2 separate regions of the Homo sapiens genome follow, and region 1 is linked to region 2. A link is an interaction called in ENCODE POLR2A ChIA-PET data of the cell type or tissue named here. Cell type or tissue: HepG2. All regions are shown on one strand.

Region 1 (5,000 bases), 94 kb after region 2:
GGGCGACAGAGCGAGACTCCACCTCAAAAACAAAAACAAAACAAAAAAAAAGGATAGGCGTGTCTTGAGTGCGGCAGATCCAAGGACTTTTACTTACCTAAGGGACCCGCAGTCATTAAAGAGGTGGTGGTGATTTGAGTTGACTTGTGAAGGATGACCAGAGCTTCATGGAGTATTCCAAGGGAAAGGCCTTACAAGTAGAGAGATGAGTAGTCAGCTCTCCACATCCATGAGTTATGCATCTGTGGATTCAACCACTTGCATATGGAAAATATTTGGAAAAAAAATCATATCTGTACTGAACATGTACAGACTTTTTTCTCATTCTTTTTTTTTTTTTTGACAGAGTCTTGGTCTGTTGCCCAGGCTGGAGTGCAGTTTGCCTCCTGGGTTCAAGCAATTCTCCTGCCTCAGCTTCCCGAGTAGGTGGGATTATAGGTATGTGCTACCATGCCTGGCTAATTTTTGTATTTCTAGTAGAGACGGGGTTTCACCATGTTGGCCAGGCTGGTCTCGAACTCCTGACCTCAAGTGATTCACCTGCCTTGGCCTCCGAAAGTGCTGGGTTTACTGGCGTGAGCCACTGCGCCTGGCCTTTCTTTTTATTATTTTTTAAACAATAGTATAGCAGCAATTTACATAGTATTTAAATTGTAGTATGTATTATAAGTAATCTAGAAATGGTTTAAAGTATACAAGAGAGGCCAGGCATGGTGGCTCACGCCTGTAATCTCAGCACTTTGGGAGGCTGAGGCAAGCAGTCGTGGTGATGCACACCTGCAGTCACAGCTACTTGGGAGGCTGAGGCACGAGAATCACTTGAACCCAGGAGCAGAGGTTGCAGTGAGCTGAGATCATGCCACTGCACTCCAGCCTGCGTGACAGAGTGAGACCCTGTCTCAAAAACAAACAAACAAAAGTATGCAAGAGGATGTATGTAGGTTATATGCAAATATTACACCATTTTATATCAGGGACTTGAGCATCCTTGGATTTTGGTATCTGCAGAGGGTCCTGAAACCCCGATGGATACCAAGAGACAACTGTATTTGCAAAGGCATAAAGGCTTGGGAAGGTTTGGCATATTTGGAGAATTAAAAATAATTTTGTATGGCTGTAGGACAAGGTGTGTATGATAAAGCAGTGGGAACCAGGCAAAGAAGATCATTAAAGCCCTTACCAGCCAAGGTATGAAGTTTCCATTTTATTTTATACAAATGTCTATTACAGAGTTAAGGATTCCAGGTCATTCCATCTTCATATCACCTCTGATACCTAACATCATGCCTGGAACACAGTAGGCCTCCTCTTTACACTTTCTAAACTGATTTAAAATAGTTTTTGTCATCTCTAAGTGATAAAATCTGGGGAAATAGAGTTAAAACTAAAGTTAAATCTAATACATTTGCAAACAAATTTCTTATTTCCATGTGTTTGCTTTCATTATTTTAATACCCAAACAAACCCAGATATACAAGAAAATGAGCTATTACTTTTTCACTTTAATTTTATGTTTCTCCATGGTGTAAACATTTTAAAAATCAACTTCATATACTTTTCCAATTTAAAAAAGCTTATGTTTTGTTAATAAAGAAAATAGAAGCCTAAATATTGAAGGTAAAAAGTGATTTCCTCATTAATTTACATTCCCTCTGAGATTTATTGCACAGTAAATTAGTTAATTGCAAACCTTCTAACAATGTTTTACTCCATTATAGATTACTTTGGAAAAACAAATTTGATTTTTCCCTCTTGAACAATGAGTGGTTTATTTTAAAGTAGGTGAAAGGTAATGTGAAGGAAAAAAAAACCCAGCTTCACAGATGTATAGTTTAAAGTTTGCCAAGTACTTAGCAAAGGGTTACACTAACTTCAAACGGTTGGAAAGTATAATGTAATGTGAGAACTCGAAGGTCTTGTTTCTCTTTCAGCTCCCATTCTCACTCAGTCCCCTGCAAACCATCGGCATAAAGAGCAAAGTTTCAGAGATCACATCCTCTAGTGGAGAGCAAATGAACAAAAGGGGAAAGAGAGACGCGATGAATTGCACGTGCGCTATTATATTTGCAAGCGGGTTACATTGTCCTTGGATAAGAATTTTATATTCCCCGTGAGTCGGAGACTCTGTGCTCTGAATTATGTTGCTCAATTCAAGCGATGATCCAAGGCCAATGACAGTATACCAAGCTATCATTTCTTGGCAGGTCGAATAGTCATGTGTATATTTTATGTTCCTTATAAAAGTTAGGCGATATAAATATTGGTGATATGAAAGTTGATATTTTACATAAATTGTCAATTGCTAGTCAAACACGTCAAGGTTTTTTCTTTATGTGGTGGGGCTTTAAAATCTCAGCAGGGAGTTCTTTGAGTTTGAAGTGTCTCCCCTAAGCTTTCCATTTCAGACACTGTTTTTTTCCAAAACAGGTCTCAGTGTGTTGGTGTTTCCAAAGTGCAGATGATTCCTGTTCTTATTTTGTGGCTGTTCTTGCAGAATGCTATCAGCCCCAGATCTAGGGTAGAGGACAGGCTTGATTGGAGCCTTTGCCTGTTACAATGCATGATTCCACCACAGGCCAGCTGTGACCATTCCGCCCAGTGACAGCGTGGTTGTCTTTCCTCATAGGTGAAGGAGGTGACTTCTTATGGGACATGATTTCTGAAGCAGAAGTTTACCTGAGGTTCCTGGAAGAAATGTTTTCCCCACCTGTTGGCTCCCTGAGTATTAACATGCCAGATGCAAAGCTTCATTCATTCTATTAAAATGCAAATGAGCCCAACAGTGTAGTAAAACAGTTTGCTGCTAGAAGTTATTTACAATATTCTAAGAGTAACGCTCTTATTCACCCTAAGCACAGGTTTTAATAAAAAGTGGAAGGGATCGCAAGGGTATTGAGATCTCAGCAAGAGAAGGAAAGGGAAAAGGTTGTTTAAAAACAACATTAATAGAAGACATACCGTATAGAGAGAAAAACGCAGACTGTGCATGTTCAAGATAACTTTCATTACAATTTTGCCTAAGCCAGGGTGAATGCAAATGTTTCAGTTTTAACAGACTGGATCATTCATTCAAAAAGCATTTATTGAGTGCCTTCTCAAAAAAGAATGATAATTAGATTTTTTAAGTTATAAAGAAAATATAAAACCAAAACTGGAGAAATATACGCCAACATTTTTCCAATGGTTCCGTTGTCAAAGTAGAATTAGAATGTAAGTGCAGAGTTAAATTCCATTGTCTATCAAGAAGTAATTGTAAAGGAGCTATGTCTAAAAATGTATCTTTTCAGTGATTTTTGTTCTGAACAATCTTCTGCCTCAAATACATTTTGGATCTATGATTTGCAACCACTTTTTTTTGGTGGGTCAAGATACCAGCACTGTAACTTTAAGAAGTTCATCATTAGCATGCATTTAAAAAAATGTACCAAGTTAAGAAAAAAATTGAATAAATGTACATCTGTCTAAAGCAGGGGTTAGCAGAGTACAGCCTGCAGGTCAAATCCAGTCTACTGCCTGTTTTGTTTTTGTTTTTGTTTTTGTTTTTGACTAGAATGTTAAGATACATTTTTAAATGGCTGCAAAAAAAAAAAATCAAAAGGATAACATTTCATGACATGTTAAAAATTGTCTTCAATTCAAATTTCAGGGGCTGGGTGTGGTGGCTCACACCTGTAATCCCAGTACTTTGGGAGGCCGAGGTGTGTGGATCACCTGAGGTCAGAAGTTCAAGACCAGCCTGGCCAACATGGCAAAATCCCGTCTCCACTAAAAATACAGAAAATTAGCAAGGCCGTGTGCAGTGGCTCACGCCTATAATCCCAGCACTTTGGGAGGCCAAGGAGGGTGGATCATGAGGTCAGGAGTTCGAGACTAGCCTGGCCAACATAGTGAAACTACATCTCTGATACAAACACAAAAATTAGCTGGGCATGATGGCTCACGCCTGTAGTCCCAGCTACTCAGGAGGCTGAGGCAGGAGAATTGCTTGAACCTGGGAGGTGGAAGTTGTGGTTAGCCGAGATCGCACCACTGCACTCCAGACTGGACAACAGAGCAAGACTCCATCTCAAAAACAAAACAAAACAAAAACAATAAAAACAAATCAACAAATCCTGAAACCCTTCTTCCTAGCATTCCCTATCTACATTTTCTGCATTATTTAGCTTTATAGTATTTATCATTAACACAGCCTACATTTTACATATTTTTAAAAAATTGTATATCATTCCTTATTAGAATATTAATTAAATCCCAGGGATTTTTGTCTTTGTTTACTGTTGTATGCTGGAACCTAGAAGAGCATATGACTCCTATATATTGTAGTCGGTACTTGTTTGTTGTGTGTGTTAGTGGCTGAGCCAGGGCTTGTTGCAGACCTGCTTCCATGGTCAGGGAAGCTGGCAAGGTAATGGAATGAATGTGAGACTTTAACATCATATGTGTTTGGGTTCAGATTCTAATCCCAGCCTTTAGTAACTGTTGCAATTTGGAGTAGATTTCACCCAGATATCGGTGATATAAACAAGGAAAATGTTTATTCTTATTATTCTTTTGTGATAAAGAGGTCCAGCATTGATAGAGCAACTCCACAGTCATCAGGGACCCAAGCTTGTTCCACACCCCTTAGTATATGGTTTCCAATGGCCAGGCATGGTGGCTCACGCCTGTAATCCCAGCAGTGGGAGGCTGAGGCTAGAGGATTGCTTGAGCCTGGGAGTTCAGGACCAGCCTGGACAACATAGCAAGACCCCATCTCTACAAAATTAAAAAGAAAATTAGGCCGGGCACATTGGCTCACACCTGTAATCCCAGCACTTTGGGAGGCTGAGGCAGGTGGATCACCTGAGGTCAGGAGTTCGAGACCAGCCTGGCCAACATGGTGAAAACCTGTCTCTACTGAAAATATGAAAAATTAGCTGGGCTTGGTGACGGGCACCTGTAATCCCAGCTACTTGGGAGGCTGAGGCAGAATAACCGTTTGAACCTGGGAGGCGGAGGTT
Region 2 (5,000 bases):
GGAGGCGGAGGCAGGAGAATGGCGTGAACCCGGGAGGCGGAGCTTGCAGTGAGCCGAGATCCCGCCACTGCACTCCAGCCTGGGCGACAGAGCGAGACTCCGTCTCAAAAAAAAAAAAAAAAAAAGAAAGCTACAATGAGATCTTGGGGTTGTTGAGTTGAGGCTCCCAAAGGCATTCAGTGATTGCTATTGACTTGTTCATCACCATGTATAGTCACATGGTATTTTCAGTGCCTAAAAATTTTAAATACAGTTAGTTGTTTTGCAAAAGCTTTTTATAATTCAGCCATTTTACAGTTAAAGATAGTAGCAAACCATTAATATTCAGTTTTGGAGTTCTGTCTTTCTGGGGAGGAAATAGAGCCCAAAATGACAGTGAAAGCTGGTGAGAAAAGGTTTGATATACATGTGATAAACAGGTTTGCTTCTCATTCAGCCTCTGGTAAACTTGGGATGTGTACAACAAATTCTACCTCTGGACTTGGTTAGTAGTGTGTACTACACATCCAGGACTGAAGGGGAGCCTTCCTAAGGATTCTAGGCATGGAGAAAACTAATTCCACACGTCTGCATTTCCTAACAGGATTTTACCCCATCAAAGTAGACCTTTGAAAATGCAGCTGCAAATTGATCTGTTCCTAATACGAATGAAACTGGCCTAAAAATAGGACTTTGGGTCCCATGGGCCTTGTGTGAGTGGTCAGTTTAACCAAAGTTACTTATTCAGCATCACCCATGAGACTGGTGTGGACTGCCAATACAGGAAGAAGGGAATTGTTCTATTTGTGCATAGGAGGGATACTTAGGCTCTGGTCATCTGTGGGAGATGAGTGAAAAGAAGTATAGTTGTGAAGAGCAGTCAGTGGGTTAGGAATCACGCTGCCTGGCTTTGAGTACCATTCCTGGTACTAACTAGCTTTGGGATCTTGTACCAGACTGATCAACCTGGCACTTTGTGCCTCAGTTTCCTCATTAGAATAAGTAGTACTACTGCTTATGTCATTTGTTTACTGTAAGAATTAAATGAATTAATGTACATAATATATAAGAACAATGACTAGCACAAGATAAGTGTTCAATTCATGTTAGTCCACAGAAGAAAAGATTTTAGCCATGTACTGACCATCCCAGTTTGTATCTCCTGCCCTGCCTCTTTTGATTCCTGTTGGAAATGGGAACTGGGGGAGTTGGGAGGGACAAGGAAATCAGGAAGAATTATGTTTGAATACTTTAGTTATTTATTCTGGGCCTCTCTTTTCATTGCTGTTACCTCCCAAGAGCAATTGTCTTGACTTCTCTATTCCTATAAAGATAGGAAAATCCTTTTAGAGTTAACTGTATTCTTTAGTCCTATCTCTCAAATGATGTTCCTTAAAGTTTGCCTTCCAACAACTTTAGCACTTATCTTGCCTCCTCCCAAGCCTCCAACAAGCTTAAACTTCAAATTGCAACCCCAACCCATTAGCAATTTCTGGTCTGCTGAAAAATAAGCTTTGTTTGGACTGTAGCTTTCTGTCTTACAGTTTTCTTGGTGTGAGCCACTCACATAAAACATGGAAATAAATAGAGCTTGGCTGTCTTAGCTAAAATGTGCTTTATATTAAATAGAATGTTTATGATATTTTCAACGTTCTAAAAATACTTGCATGTATTTCTTATTAATGAACCTTGGTGTTCCTAGGAAGGTATTGTCACAAAACTGATTGGATTGGGTGGTAGTTTCTGAGCTGCAAGCTCTTCCGTGTCTTATGTTAACAGTAATAGTAATTATTTGGGCCATGACTTCCAAAAGGATTTTTTGGAAAAAAATTTTTTTTCTTCATCTCTGTGTTGAGGAATATTCATTTTATTATTTGGTGGTTTCTTTTTAGTGGAGAAGAAGCAGGTATATAGGTTTACCTTTCTTCTCTGAACACAGCCTTAAATATGTTTCAATGAATTGTTTTATGTTAAGATGTGTTTTCTTTTTAAATTAGTACCCCCTCCCACTTTTTTTTAGGTGCACCAAATAAAAACCATGATTTTTTTTTTTTTTTCTGTATTATAGGTCCTCTTCCTGATGGATGGGAACAAGCCATGACTCAGGATGGAGAAATTTACTATATAAACCATAAGAACAAGACCACCTCTTGGCTAGACCCAAGGCTTGACCCTCGTTTTGGTAAAGGTTCATCTCAAAACCTTTTTAGATGCTTTTGGTTGCTAATTTTTTTTGTAAATATACTTCGGAAAGCACATTTAAATAAAATCGCATTGCTTTATAGTATTAAAAAATGACCCTGCCCACCCAATGTTTACCAGTAGTGTTTTTATCCTTCTCATTGTAAACTTGAGAAATTTAGATCTGAATCAGATTTTTAGGGCTCCTCAGGTTGGGGTGGGGGAATGTCATAATGGCCGACTAACCAGAATCACTTGTTCCTTTCACATTTTGGGAGAAACACAGTGATTGTTTTTAAAATGTTTTTTTTTTTTAGCTGCAATAATAATCAGGCTGTCATGCAACACCTCAGACCAGGAGTACCAGCTTTTGTCAGTGACCTGATGTCTGCTTGTGCTTAGGTTCTGAGAGTGATGAGTACCATCTTATGCCTGGGTGTTGTAGTGTTTCCCATCCTAAGGAGGAACATGTCACCCCAGAAATGGCCCAGTGAAAGCATTTTGCCCCCTCTTCTGTCTCTCTCGAAAAATAAATGTTTTTTTTTCTTCATTCAGAAAACAAAGAAAGCCATATTCCCCTCCAGATCTCATGAATAAATCACATTTGCACAAAGGAACCCCTCCCCTTCCAAATGTGTACATTTTGATAAGGGTGTAACCAGTTCTTCAGTGCTTTTTAAAAAATGTGTGTGTGTGTGTGTGTGTGTGTGTGTGTGTTTTAAACTGTTTTCAGTTTTTCATTTGGGTTTCTGAGATATTTTTCCAAGGCCATGGAATATGCATCTAAAAAAGAGCAGATAATTGTGGTTTTGAAGCTTCATCTTGGACTAGATGCAGCTAAATGAAAACAATGTGCAGATCACTGAATAGGTCAGACTGAGGGGACTCGGAACCTTTGAAGCTTTACAGGGTTTGACCTAACAACAACTGCGGGGCCCTCACGGGAAAGAGGAATTAACTCTGTGAATGCCATGAAAACACAACCCTGCGGGGGGAAAAAAGAAAAAACTGTATCTGGAGCTGGTTGGATAAAATAACTTCTCCATCGGGAATATTATGAGCAGTTATTTTGTGTCTTATATATACCTTTAAAAAAATAAATTCAAGTTTGCCCCAAACTGACTGAACCCCCTGTTCAAGTTAAGTCAATGGCAGGATCAGGGCAGTGATGTCATTTTGACAGATAACCGGTTTGGCTTAAATACTGTCCTTTTAAGCTTCAAGACCTGTTTGGGTGTTAAAAAAAGTAATGAGGTATGTTAATAATTTGCAACTTCAGATTCTGTTTACTATTTGAATTAGCCCTTGTGATTGGAACAGGAAACCAAGTAAGATAGAGAATTTAATAAATGCGGCCAATTGTTTGGACTGGAACAATAACAGCCATGTTTCCTTAAATTATCTCTAATGAAATGAATGAATTCAGTTTCTCCACATTTTGGAAATTCTGAAGAATGGTGTTGCGGAATTTTTTTCCCTGACATAAGGTTATGAAAGATGATGACGAACGCTTTACCAACTGCAGAGATCAGGAAGAACAAAGCTTTTTAAAGAAAAAAATTTTTTCCTTTAAAACAGTGAAATAAAACAACTTTTCTGTAAGCTTAAGTAGACTATTGATTACACACACAGCTTGGTCTTTTGTTTTAAGAGGAGGAGGTACTTTAAAAAAACACTACCACCCTCCAGCACGTTATGTACACACAGGCATACAGTTAGATGTGCCCAGAAAAAGTTTCATAAAATTCTCTTATTGCATTTAGTTTCCCTTTTTGGGCCCACCGTGTGTGTATTCCAGACAGGCTTGACAATATGCCAGAGCTTTTTATTTTGTGGCCCGACTTTTAATCTGTTCCAGACCTTTTCACTCAGAGAGCTCAAGTGTAACTGAAGGGGGGCAGGAAAGAAAAAAACGTGTGGGTTTCTCTGATCTAGAGTGACAGCAAATAGAGACAAGCTGTTAGCTGCTGGATTTGAAGTTTTCCTTGAAATCAGAAGTTCTGCATAGTGGATTATGTTTTATCTCTGCCAAAGAAATATAAACTATCCCCTTGTTTCTGACCCTTTGGGCCATACAAACACAAACAAATGGTGTAGGATATTGCTTTCATGATTGTGGAGTTTGCTTTTCGATATTCTTCAAATCTATATTAAAATATTTATCAATTTTTGGCTTAAGTCAAGTAGATGTGTGTCTTTCAGTGTCTTAGAATGGGAGCTAAGCCCCTAGAGAAGCTTAATTTTAGCTCCTTCAAACAACCCCTTTTATATGTTTATTTATCAGATGCTTTCAGATTAATTATAGTTAGAATATAGCCATTTGCTTTAAGATTAAACATATTTAGTAATTACACTTCATTTGCTGCATAATAACGTTTCAGTCAGCGGCAGACCACATATACAGTCGTGGTCCTATATGATTCTAATACTGTGTTTTTACTGTAACTTTTCTATGTTTAGATACACAAATACTACCCGTTGTGCTACAGTTGCCTACAGTGTTCAGCACACTAACAGGCTGTACAGTTCTGTAGCTTGGGGCGATAGGCTATACCTTACAGCCTAGGCATGTAGTAGGCTATACCATCTAGGTTTGTGTAAGTACTCTCTAAGATGTTTGCACAGTGACAGAATTGCCAATGATCCATTTCACAAAGCATATCCTGGTTATTAAGTGACACATGACTATATTTATAGTATCAATCCTTCACATCTCACATGAAATTAATGTTATTTATGTAATTTTAGGGAATAAAAGAGTAATTTGTTGTGGATTGGGTTTTTTAATGATTTTTTTCTTTAACATTTAAAAGCTATTTCTTTAATATTTTAATTTTAGA

The links. ChIA-PET counts read pairs that join two places held together with the same protein. Peaks named below come from ENCODE experiments on the same cell type or tissue, not always from the same donor. Only the 100,000 strongest peaks of a DNase experiment are listed, where the experiment ranks them.
Region 1: POLR2A ChIA-PET joins it to region 2 with 5 read pairs; 3 of 35 experiments call an interaction of 5 or more read pairs at or near these places.

Annotation. Positions count from the first base shown.
Region 1 is chr11:102,277,902-102,282,901 of GRCh38, forward strand. It overlaps LOC105369460 (a long non-coding RNA gene), which reads left to right. Exons shown (of 5, transcript XR_007062863.1): 4 at 1,121-1,188; 5 at 1,932-3,338. Among named protein-coding and RNA genes, the nearest start is that of BIRC3, 37 kb to the right of the region's middle. In HepG2, a CTCF peak has its summit at 2,009; DNase peaks (open chromatin) are centred at 1,940 and 2,490; H3K4me3 peaks cover 1,331 bases.
Region 2 is chr11:102,183,971-102,188,970 of GRCh38, forward strand. It overlaps YAP1 (Yes1 associated transcriptional regulator), which reads left to right. Exons shown (of 9, transcript NM_001130145.3): 4 at 2,048-2,161. Among named protein-coding and RNA genes, the nearest start is that of YAP1-DT, 76 kb to the left of the region's middle. In HepG2, no CTCF peak of the experiment used is centred here; DNase peaks (open chromatin) are centred at 3,051 and 4,041.